2 separate regions of the Homo sapiens genome follow, and region 1 is linked to region 2. The links are chromatin contacts, found by POLR2A ChIA-PET in ENCODE. All regions are on one chromosome and are shown on one strand. Each heading gives the region's core, a stretch centred on a gene start or an enhancer-like site at or near the end of the contact. The rest is flanking DNA. Distances are from core to core; before and after follow the strand shown.

Evidence for each region. ChIA-PET counts read pairs that join two places held with the same protein, here RNA polymerase II (POLR2A).
Region 1: POLR2A ChIA-PET joins it to region 2 with 25 read pairs in A673. The contact joins two enhancer-like sites. POLR2A ChIA-PET finds 5 or more read pairs at or near these places in 2 of 52 experiments (A673 and activated T-cell).

Annotation. Positions count from the first base shown.
Region 1 is chr5:172,762,315-172,767,125 of GRCh38, forward strand. It overlaps LOC101928093 (a long non-coding RNA gene), which reads left to right. Exons shown (of 4, transcript NR_161233.1): 4 at 1-248. It also overlaps the pseudogene LOC401218. Among named protein-coding and RNA genes, the nearest start is that of DUSP1, 6.5 kb to the right of the region's middle. RefSeq lists an enhancer at 3,100-3,319. Within about 2 kb of position 3,562, at least 36 of the 41 ENCODE cell types and tissues checked have a DNase peak (open chromatin) inside an H3K27ac peak, as active enhancers do.
Region 2 is chr5:170,612,769-170,617,511 of GRCh38, forward strand. All of the region lies in intron 1 of KCNIP1 (potassium voltage-gated channel interacting protein 1), which reads left to right. Among named protein-coding and RNA genes, the nearest start is that of KCNIP1-AS1, 66 kb to the right of the region's middle. Within about 2 kb of position 2,068, at least 3 of the 41 ENCODE cell types and tissues checked have a DNase peak (open chromatin) inside an H3K27ac peak, as active enhancers do.

The sequences.
Region 1 (4,811 bases), core at 2,312-4,811, 2.2 Mb after region 2:
GGCTCCCATCACCTGCACCGCGACTGCTAGGGACTGTCAAAGCGGCAGCATGCCATCGCCTTCTCCAGCCCTTCTCCAGCAGCACAACCAGTCCTCCCAGCTGGTCCTCTGAGGACCAGCCGTCATGGCGACGTGGTGGCAATGTCCCCAGGCAGCCGACCATCCTGGGCTTCTCTTTGGACAGGCCTGGGCCAGGACCTTAGGGGATCTCTGTGTCCATGGTATAAATCTGAATGAGATCAGACACAATATTATCAATGATTGGCTTGGTAAGGTCTTCACCAAACACCTGCCACCACGGCTTCTCAGCCTTAACCTCGGCGGGCACCTCAACTCCGTAGACCTGCAGGGCCAGGTAGAGCACCGCCACCGCGATGTGCTGGGCCTGGAAACGGAGGCACAGACCCCCGTGGTAGCTGTCCCGCAACAGGGCCCAGGCAGTGACGGCAACCGGGGTCCGCTGCCAGCTGTGGCGGTTCAGAGTTTTTGAGGGAAACCAGGTAGTGGAGCAGGTACTTGTGTGGAAGCTGGAAGGAGACCTGGAAGCGCAGAACTCTCAGCATGAGAAGCTCACACTGCACAATGCTGTCCCGGAGCTCCCAGAAGCGGGATTCCAATTCCAGGGGCTCACCGCTCGGGTTAAAGTACCTGTTGGACACATTGATGATGTCATGAGTCCGCAGGTGCTGCTTTTCCGCTTTGCCGGCCAAGTAAATGGAAGACACGGCAATCAGGTAAGGGTCATAAGCGTCCAGGTTGGTATTGCAAAAGAACTTATGGTAAATGGTGCAAGCAGTGGCAATGGGAATGGACCTCATCCCTAGCTTGACACCTGCCTCCATGATGAACCTCGCCACTCGGAAGTGCACCCTGGCTTCGGGCGCCGGTTGCCCCTCGGGGCCCCGCGCTGCAGGCCCCCCTCCGCCGCCCTCCGGGGCTTCCATGAGGCCCGGCGGCCCCGGCGGAAGGAGAGGCTGCTTTGCGCGCAGAGGCCAGCAGAGCGGGGGGGGGGTGCTCGCCACTCCTCCGCCCCACCCCACACGAGGGTCCAACTCCCTTTTTAGAGATGTCAAAACTGAGGGTTTGAGAGGAGAAATAATCCACTCAAAGTCATACAGACACTAACTAGTTGGACCTATCAGTTTTGTCCCAGGTATTTGGAACAGAATCTCAAAATTTCCTTTGGTGGTATGATTTTCACATCTACTGAGTGTTTTACAAACCATGGGTACTTAAAATATGTTTATTGGATGAGTGAATGATTGGTGTCAATCTTGGTGAAACTTTTAAATCCCATCTTTGCAGTGTGCTCCACTGCAGAGGGCTGTGCAGGCTGGGAGGGAAGGAGGGCCCAGGGGTCAGAAGTATGCAGTCCCCCCCCGGCCCTTGTAGGGGAACCCATCCCTGCAAGAACCAGTCACATCTCCATAACACCAACCGACCTTCTGAAGGTCCAGGATCCCTCACTGCCTCTTCCCAGAAAGTGTCTATTTCCTTCCCACTTTGTCTCCCTGAACCAGCCTTCAGGAACCCTGGGGATTCCAGGACCCTCCCAAGTTTGGGTATGGAAGGGACTTAGCACTGGCAGATGGGTGGGAGAGGAGAATAGATGAGGTTCACCGCAGGTTCTTCTTACACATGAGGGTACGAGGCCCCGAAAGGGGAAGCAGCTTGCCCCAGGTTAGTGGAGCAGGGCTAGATGGGCTTAGAACAGAGGCCACTGCTCCAAAGCTCTGATGGCCTAGAGTAAAGCGTTGTCTGATGCGCGCCCAGGGTGTCACTTTGGTGAGGCAGCCCACTTTTGTGGGCGCTCAAGCACGAGCGCCCCTCCGGAGCGCTCCAGAGCCACTCCGGAGGGGCGCTCATGCTTGAGGGACAGAATAGGGAGCAGCTGAGTCACAAGAGAATATTACTGGGCCGTATTACAGATTGGGAAAACAGAGGTTAAAGAGTTTGATAGCAGGCCGGGCGCCGTGGCTCATGCCTGTAATCCTAGTACTTTAGGAGGCCCAGGCGGGTGGATCACAAGGTCAGGAGATCGAGACCATCCTGGCCAACCTGGTGAAACCCTGTCTCTACTAAAAATACAAAAATTAGCTGGGCGTGGTGGTGCGTGCCTGTAATCCCAGCTACTCAGGAGGCTGAGTCAGGAGAATCGCTTGAACCAGGGAGTCGGAGGTTGCAGTGAGCTGAGATTGCGCCACTGCACTCCAGCCTAGCGGCAGAGCAAGCGTCCATCTCAAAAAAAAAAAAAAAAAAGAGTTTGATAGCTTACACACCACTAACAGGTGGCAGAGTCAGGACTTGAACGCAGGTCTAGCCAACTCCAATTCACACGCTGTATCCACTGGTCCACAAACATACCTCTCAAACATCAGGTCTTTGCTGCTCTCCTGGCCTTGGAGCCCTCTTTCCAGTTCACCTCTCAAATGGGCAACTGGGTTATATCATTCAGGTCTTAGTTTATCCTGCCTTCATAGCCTTCATCCTTATCTTATTTTGTGATTATCTTATTTCTATAACCCACCCATATATAGTGCCATGAGACGGCAAGTGACAAAGTAAAATTACTTTTGCTGTTTAGCGAAAATAGCAAAAGTAATTTTAGCTACTTATAAGTAGGAATTTTGTCTTGCACCAAAGTATCCCCTGAGACTATACTTATCAATATTTGTTGAACACATGAATGAATGAATGAATGAACGAATGAGTGAATGAATGCGTGGGCCTCCTGCCTAGCTTTAAAAGCCACATTCAAGGAAAAGGTGGCTATGAGCTTATCTTCCTTGGCAGAGCAGTTTTGTCCACTGTGGCGCTAGCAGAGAGCACACCCTTTGTTCTCCACGGGGTGGAAGACACCTCCTCGGTGGGCAGAGGGGAGCAGGGCTGCTGGTCTGCACCTACAGGCTGTTCTCAAACAGGCTCACCCCGCAGAGCTCTGGAAACGAGGTGAGCAGCCCTCCCACCTGCTCTCCAGAAAGCAACCTGCAGAGAAAAACAGCCCGGGTTGACCTGGATCCACCCGGCGGGCGCGGGGAGGGGCCGCAGCGGCATTGTTTGCCTCTGTGTATGGCAACCAGAAACCACGGCAGCCAGCACTTCTCAGAGGCACCCCGCCCCCCTTTATTTTAATCTCCTAAACTGATTTGTCAGCAGCAGGAAGTGACATGACAGCTTTCCTCACAAAAGGGAAACTCCTCCGCGTTACCATGGGGATGGAGGCCACTGTAGGATCACAGATTTATATAATCTTAAAGGTGTACACACAATGATGTCATCCTCTGACGGGCCAGGGGAGGGAGGGAAAGGGACGCCAGAGGCTGCAAGTCCAAAGCAAATTAGCTACGATTTGCAAAATTCCAAGGAGAGGATGCGGTGGAGGTGGGGGAGGGGGAGTGTTAGAGGTATTATAATGAAATAATGGGTGCCTGGAAACCACAGAAAAGCATAATGTATGCATTGATGCATTTTCTACATCCCAGAATTAGAGAGATGGGAAGAACAGTACTCAGATCCAGTGCAAATTGGTCATTTTACGGGGTGGGAAAACTGAGCCAGAAGAACTGCCAGAAGCCATTAGGACAGAGACAAGGGGATGGAAACATTTCTCCACGGCCCACTGTGTGCCAGGCACTTTACATTCATCAGCCCATGTCTTTCTCACAAGTGAGCCTCAGTTTTGTCCTCTGTAAAATGGGTATTGCTGTCAAAGGTTACTTAACCTTAGCAGTACCTGGCACACAGTGCTCACTCTAAAACTGGCAACCATCATTGCCACATTATCAGTATTAAAAGTCTTATTTCAATCTCTTCCTGGGAAACACATTAATAGACTTTAAGTATCTTTCATCACGAGGTATTAATTTTTTCCCAAGGAAAGCAGTCTGAGGCCAAATATGAGATTTTTCTGGAGGGTCTGAACACAGTGACTCCGGTACATGGGGATCAGGGGTCATCATTCCTGGCTCTCAGGGCTGGCATGAGGCAGAGTGGCTTGAGCCGGGAGAAGTGAGTGACTTGTTTTCACTGGCGGCTCCCTTAGGCAGCCGCTGTATTTTTCCACTGCGTGGATCACACTGGAGATTAATTTTGGTTCAGCCAGTGCCTGCCAAGCAGAAAGCGAAGGCCCTAGCCCACGGGGAAGTCAGCCATGGCATCTGTCACAGACTCGATGTCGCTGGTACATTTCCACGGAGAGAGATATTTACAATAGTAAATTTCTAGGCTTTGATAAAAACACTGGGTACGATTTGTTTTGATAGGCATGAACATACTTGTAATCGGAAACCCAGCTGAGGAAATGAGCTTGCCAGCCCAGGGTAAGTTCTTAGAACTTAGAACACAGGGATCTTTCAGACCCTGGGAGTCAAGTGGCAGACAGTGAGCCACAGGGGCAAAGTCAAGGACACTGATTCTGCGTAAAGACCTTGAACAACAGGACAGGACCAGAACCATAGCACAGGGTGCTCATGGATAAGGCGAATGGGATATTTCCTTTTCTGCTTCCCATAGCACTTTGTCCAGAAACAAAGAGTGGGGTGGGGCGCTAAGGGGCCAGTAATCCAAGAGCTTCGCTGTTTCTTAACGCAACATTATAGACTGGATTATGGATTGGTAGCAATTACATCTCTTCTGTTTTTTGCCTGCTTGGCAAAGGAGTACAAATTCAGAATATTATCCTAGAACAAGTCAGGTTTAATTGCTTATCTCAACAAAACTATGAAATCAGAGCAGCAGGTGACATGAAGGAGGCAACTACCAAAAATGCCATGTCTATATGCAGAAATGCCAGCGTGAATGTCCTCCACAAT
Region 2 (4,743 bases), core at 818-3,317:
TGACCCATGCTGTATCTTCTTTCAGATAATGGCCGTGTGTCCTGCCCTTCCCCCAAGTGGGGCAGGCTAGAAACCTCTAGTGGACTCCTCACCCCCTCCCAAGACCCAGTCAATCTATAGGGCCCGCTGGTTCCTTCCCCCAGGTCTCTCCTCTCTCCCTGGATTGTGGCAATAGCCTCCTGAAGGTTCCTCTGCGCCCCAGGGCTAAGTCCTGGTCCCATCCGCTCTTCACATACACACACCCAGCATAGCACATTTTTCTAGAACTCACACCTGAACGTGCCTCTCCTCTGTTGAAGACATCCCCAGAAGCTGATCCCTTTGTTCCCAATGCCCTTCCACCCTGTCTCCACCTGGCATATGCCTGTGTTTCCCTGAAATTCCAGCTTAAATCTCTCTCCATGTTTGGCCTTCTCTGCCTCTTGCTGGATTCCTCATCTCGCCTCCCACCGGTTTTGCATGGATCCCTGCCACTACCTGTGTGTGTCCATCGCTCCATCCATTGAGCCTGTGAGGGGAAAGCCTATTTAATTCATTGTCACATCCCTTCCCTGGAGACAGAGTAAAATAGCTAATAATTAGACAAAACATTAATTGAGTGCTTATTTTATGTCAAGTGTGATTTGAGGACTTTATATGCACTAATTTATTTAGCTTCCCAAAACTCCATTAATAGGTACTATTAATGCCCCCTACTTGAAAGATTAAGCAACAGAGGCATGAAAATAATAAAGTGATATGTCCAAAACTACACAGCTAATAAGTGAGAGAGCCAAGATTTGAACCTGAAGGAGATGGGAGGGAGAGAAATAGTTGGGGAGACCACAGGGAAAGGAGGAAGAAGAGAAGGGAAGAAAAGGAGGCGGGGAGGGCCGGGAGCTGGAAATGTACCTTTGTATTTTAAGTCATTGAGATTTGGGGGTTGTTACTGTCACAGATCCTAGCCTGTTCTTACTAATAAAATAAATAACTAAATTTATAAAGAAGTGTCAGAAAAAAAGGTCATATTAGACCACGAAGGATGACAAAGAGCTTCTTAAAAAGGGAACTCAAGGCCCAAACATGGGTATTGTTGTGTCATGTGAATCCTTCACAGGGGCCACTTGGTGTCTGTGTGGCTGGCTCTTTGTGGCCCTGGAGAGGGAACAAGCATGAATGCATCAGTGGCTTCCAGCCTGAACAGAATAAGTTCAACAAGAGATGGCCCCAGCTCCGGTGTCTACTGGGGAGGTGATGAAGTGAAGTGTTCAATTCCTGCATAGCCACCAACAAGTCCCTGGAAACACAATTGTTGAGGATGTGTCCCTCGGGGAGGCATGGTTCATCTGGCTGTGTCACAAAGCAGATGGGAACAGCTGGCGAGGAAGGACTGCCTGTCCTGGGAATTGCCCTAATCATCTTCCTAAATATTGCCGCAGCCAGGAGGAAAGCCTGATTCCCTGCAGATGGGGCCATTGACAGGATGCTACTGGTCCGGGTTGGGAGAAAAGGAATGCTGTAAACACAGTCAGCCCATTCGGCAGGCAGTGGAAGCTGTCTGAGGCTTCAGGGCCCCCTCCTCACTAGGGGCTATAATTCATGCAGTTTCTTATCTGCCAGATGGCCAGGAGGACACATGCATTCCAGTGGTGCCATCTTCTAAGTGTTGGCAGCTTGCCAGTGATCTCAACTTCATTTTCATCATTGCCTTTTGAGACTTTTTGTTCTTAATCACCCCAACCAACCATGAAATTTTAATACCAGAAATATATTCTCTGTTTACATACTTTATGCAAAATCTGTTTTTTAAACGTAAAAAGGGGATTTTTTCACACGTGCATTCCCACAAGAACCAATTCTCTCCCCCGTTGAGAATGCCTGTTGTACACTAAACCTTCAGATAACCATTTTCTGCAATCAGCCCTATCAGATTTGGAGGGAGAGAAGCAACTCACCAGGAAACAAATGCTCTTTGCATTGTTTTGTCTCTTCCCAGAAGCCTCCCATCCACCTTCAGCTGGAGTTGAGCTTTCTAACATCACTGCATTCCTGCACATCCACATTACCATCTTTATGTATTTGATTCCTCCTTGAGGGCAAGGCCTGTTTCTCTGTTGTTTACACCCCCTCTCAGTGCGTGCTGTAAGGTAGGAGCTTCACAGATGGTTAAAGCAAAACAGAACATGGGCCGGGTGCAGTGACTCACTCCTGTTGTCTCAGCACTTTGGGAGGCCAAGGCGGGTGAATCACCTGAGGTCAGGAGTTCAAGGCCAACCTGGCCAAATGGCGAAACCCCATCTTTACTAAAAATACAAAAAATAGCTGGGCGTGGTGGTAGGCGCCTGTAATCCCAGCTACTCGGGAGGCTGAGGCAGGAGAATCACTTGAACCCGGGAGGTGGAGTTTGCAGTGCGCCAAGATCGCGCCACTGCACTCCAGCCTGGGCGACAGAGTGGGATTCCATCTCAAAAATCAAAAAACAAAAAAAGGAAAAAACAGAACATGAAAGCCACTTTCCCACAGCCTGGGCACGTAGCTACTGTGGTGAATCACCTTTCCTGGCAGAGCACACTCAGGAACCGTCAGCTCCAAAAGCACCAAACAGTTTCATTAAGACCGTGGCTCCTTCGCAGAAGCACACGGAACGCAGACTGACAAGCCTGTGATAACATTTTAATGGCCTGAGTTCAGTTCCCAATAAAATACTTAAGTTTCTGCAATCATGGAGCTGGCATTTTCATTAATACTCCTGATTAATTGTCTGTCCTAGGAAAAGGCTCATCACCGTCACAATCCCGATCTTGCTAGTTCCTTGCAGGGAGAATCCCAGCAGCCTGGGCTTTTCCACCAGGTTAAAGCTGGCAAAGGGCAAGGAAGACTCCCTGGCACCTGGTACCCTCCACTTGCCATGGTAACAGAGGATTACAGGCTCTAAGCCCAGCTGCTGTCCTTGCATTCAGACCTCACCACTCATACACTGGGACCTGGAACTACTTAAATTGCCTCAGTTTCTTTATGTGTCAAATGGCGTTTGACACATAAAGCACTAATACTAATAGTACTTACATAATAAGGTTGTTGTAAGGATTAATTGAGTTGGTACAAGTAATGTCCTGGCACGCATCTGGCACATAGTGAGTGCTTCCTATAATAAACAGTAGCTGGGTTTGTTGTTGTTTTACTATTATTTTTCCTCCAGAAAGGCGAGAGTTGCATCAGCCTTGGAAGAGGCAGGACTGAGATGTTTGGGAACAAGACCACTTTCACAGGGGGCAGCCTTTTGAGAAATGTCATGTCTACTTGATAGGGCTTTAAATATGGAGTAGTGGGAATCTGCACATTTGGATTCAAATCCTGGCTTTTCCAATGGCTGATGATGGAACCCTTATAGGCTCAAATCACTCACTTCTCTGAGCCTCCCCAAAAATTGAGAATAACAGTTTTTATTCCATAGGGTAGTTTTGAGAATTGGTAAGATGATCATAAATGTAGAAGGGCCTGGTACTCATAACTGTTTTCTTCATTTATTTATTTAGTCAACAATGTTTTCTGAGCACCTACCCTGGGCCAGGCACACTGAGGTGGGCCTTGGGATTCATCAGGGATCAAAGGGAAAAGGCATCCCATCTCCGTGGAGCTTCACATCATCGTAGTTAAGGTGGATAATGACTGTCTCGACAGATAGGACAGTGGCCAGGACACAGGCCTTCAGTCTGGAGCATGCTTCTCATTTTGAAATAATTTCTTGTTCAGAGTCAGGTTGGAAGGAAGGCCTTGCAGGGGCTGGGTAAGGATGGCGGCATCTCTGCGTTCACGTCTGTGTGCTCACCATGAGAGCCCACCTCTCTCTGGCCCAAGTTTCCTTCTGTAATGTGAAAGAGGTGGGGTTCCATGCTCTCCTCTTCAGCATCCTCCTTAGATACTCAATCTGGCACTCATCAGTTTCGGACCCTCCATGCTGCCCCAAAGGAAGCCACACTGCACCTTCATCCAGTTTCTTAAACCTGCATGTTCTCTCTTGCCTCTAGACCTTCGCCCAGGCTATTCCATCTGCCTGGAACATGCTTCCATACACCTGCCTTCACTTGGCTAACTCCTACTTCTGCCTTGTGCCACTGCTTGGATTGAATGTCCTCTGGAATTCAGCCTTCCTGGATGTCCCTGAGCTGGGCTAGGGTCCCCTCTGCCCACCTCTGCTCTTTGATTTTCCCTGTTCATCACCCCAGTTATGACACTGAGTTGTAACTGGGATTTCTAATCTGTCGCCTCCACCAAGCAGCACACTCTTTCTGGCCAGGGTCCATGTCTTATTTGTCTTGGTATCTCTAGGGCCCAGAATCTGGTACCTAGTGAATGTGTAACAAATATTTTCTCTGAGCTAAAATAGGAACACAGGGTCCCTGCAATGAAGACCCCAGGTCTGGAGGGGAAGACAAGGTAGCATTACAAGATAACAGGCCTTCCCTGCAAAGCGTCAGCACTCAGACTGGGGCATTGTGGACAAGAAGGGTGGAGAGGAGAGAAGGCATGAAGGCATCCCAGATAGGGACACAGCAGAAACAAAGACAAAAAGGCCGGATAAGCAAGATCTCTTTGAGCCGGCAGGTTAAGATGGGTAGTGGAAAGCTGGACCACTGTCAGGTTTTGACCCCTCCAGACAATGCACCGTGATCTTCTGGCTTCCATATGTCCCTGGCTGCTGCTGCCTGCTGCCCACTGAGGGACCTCACCCTCCAGACTCTAAGTGATCTTAAGCCACCAGCC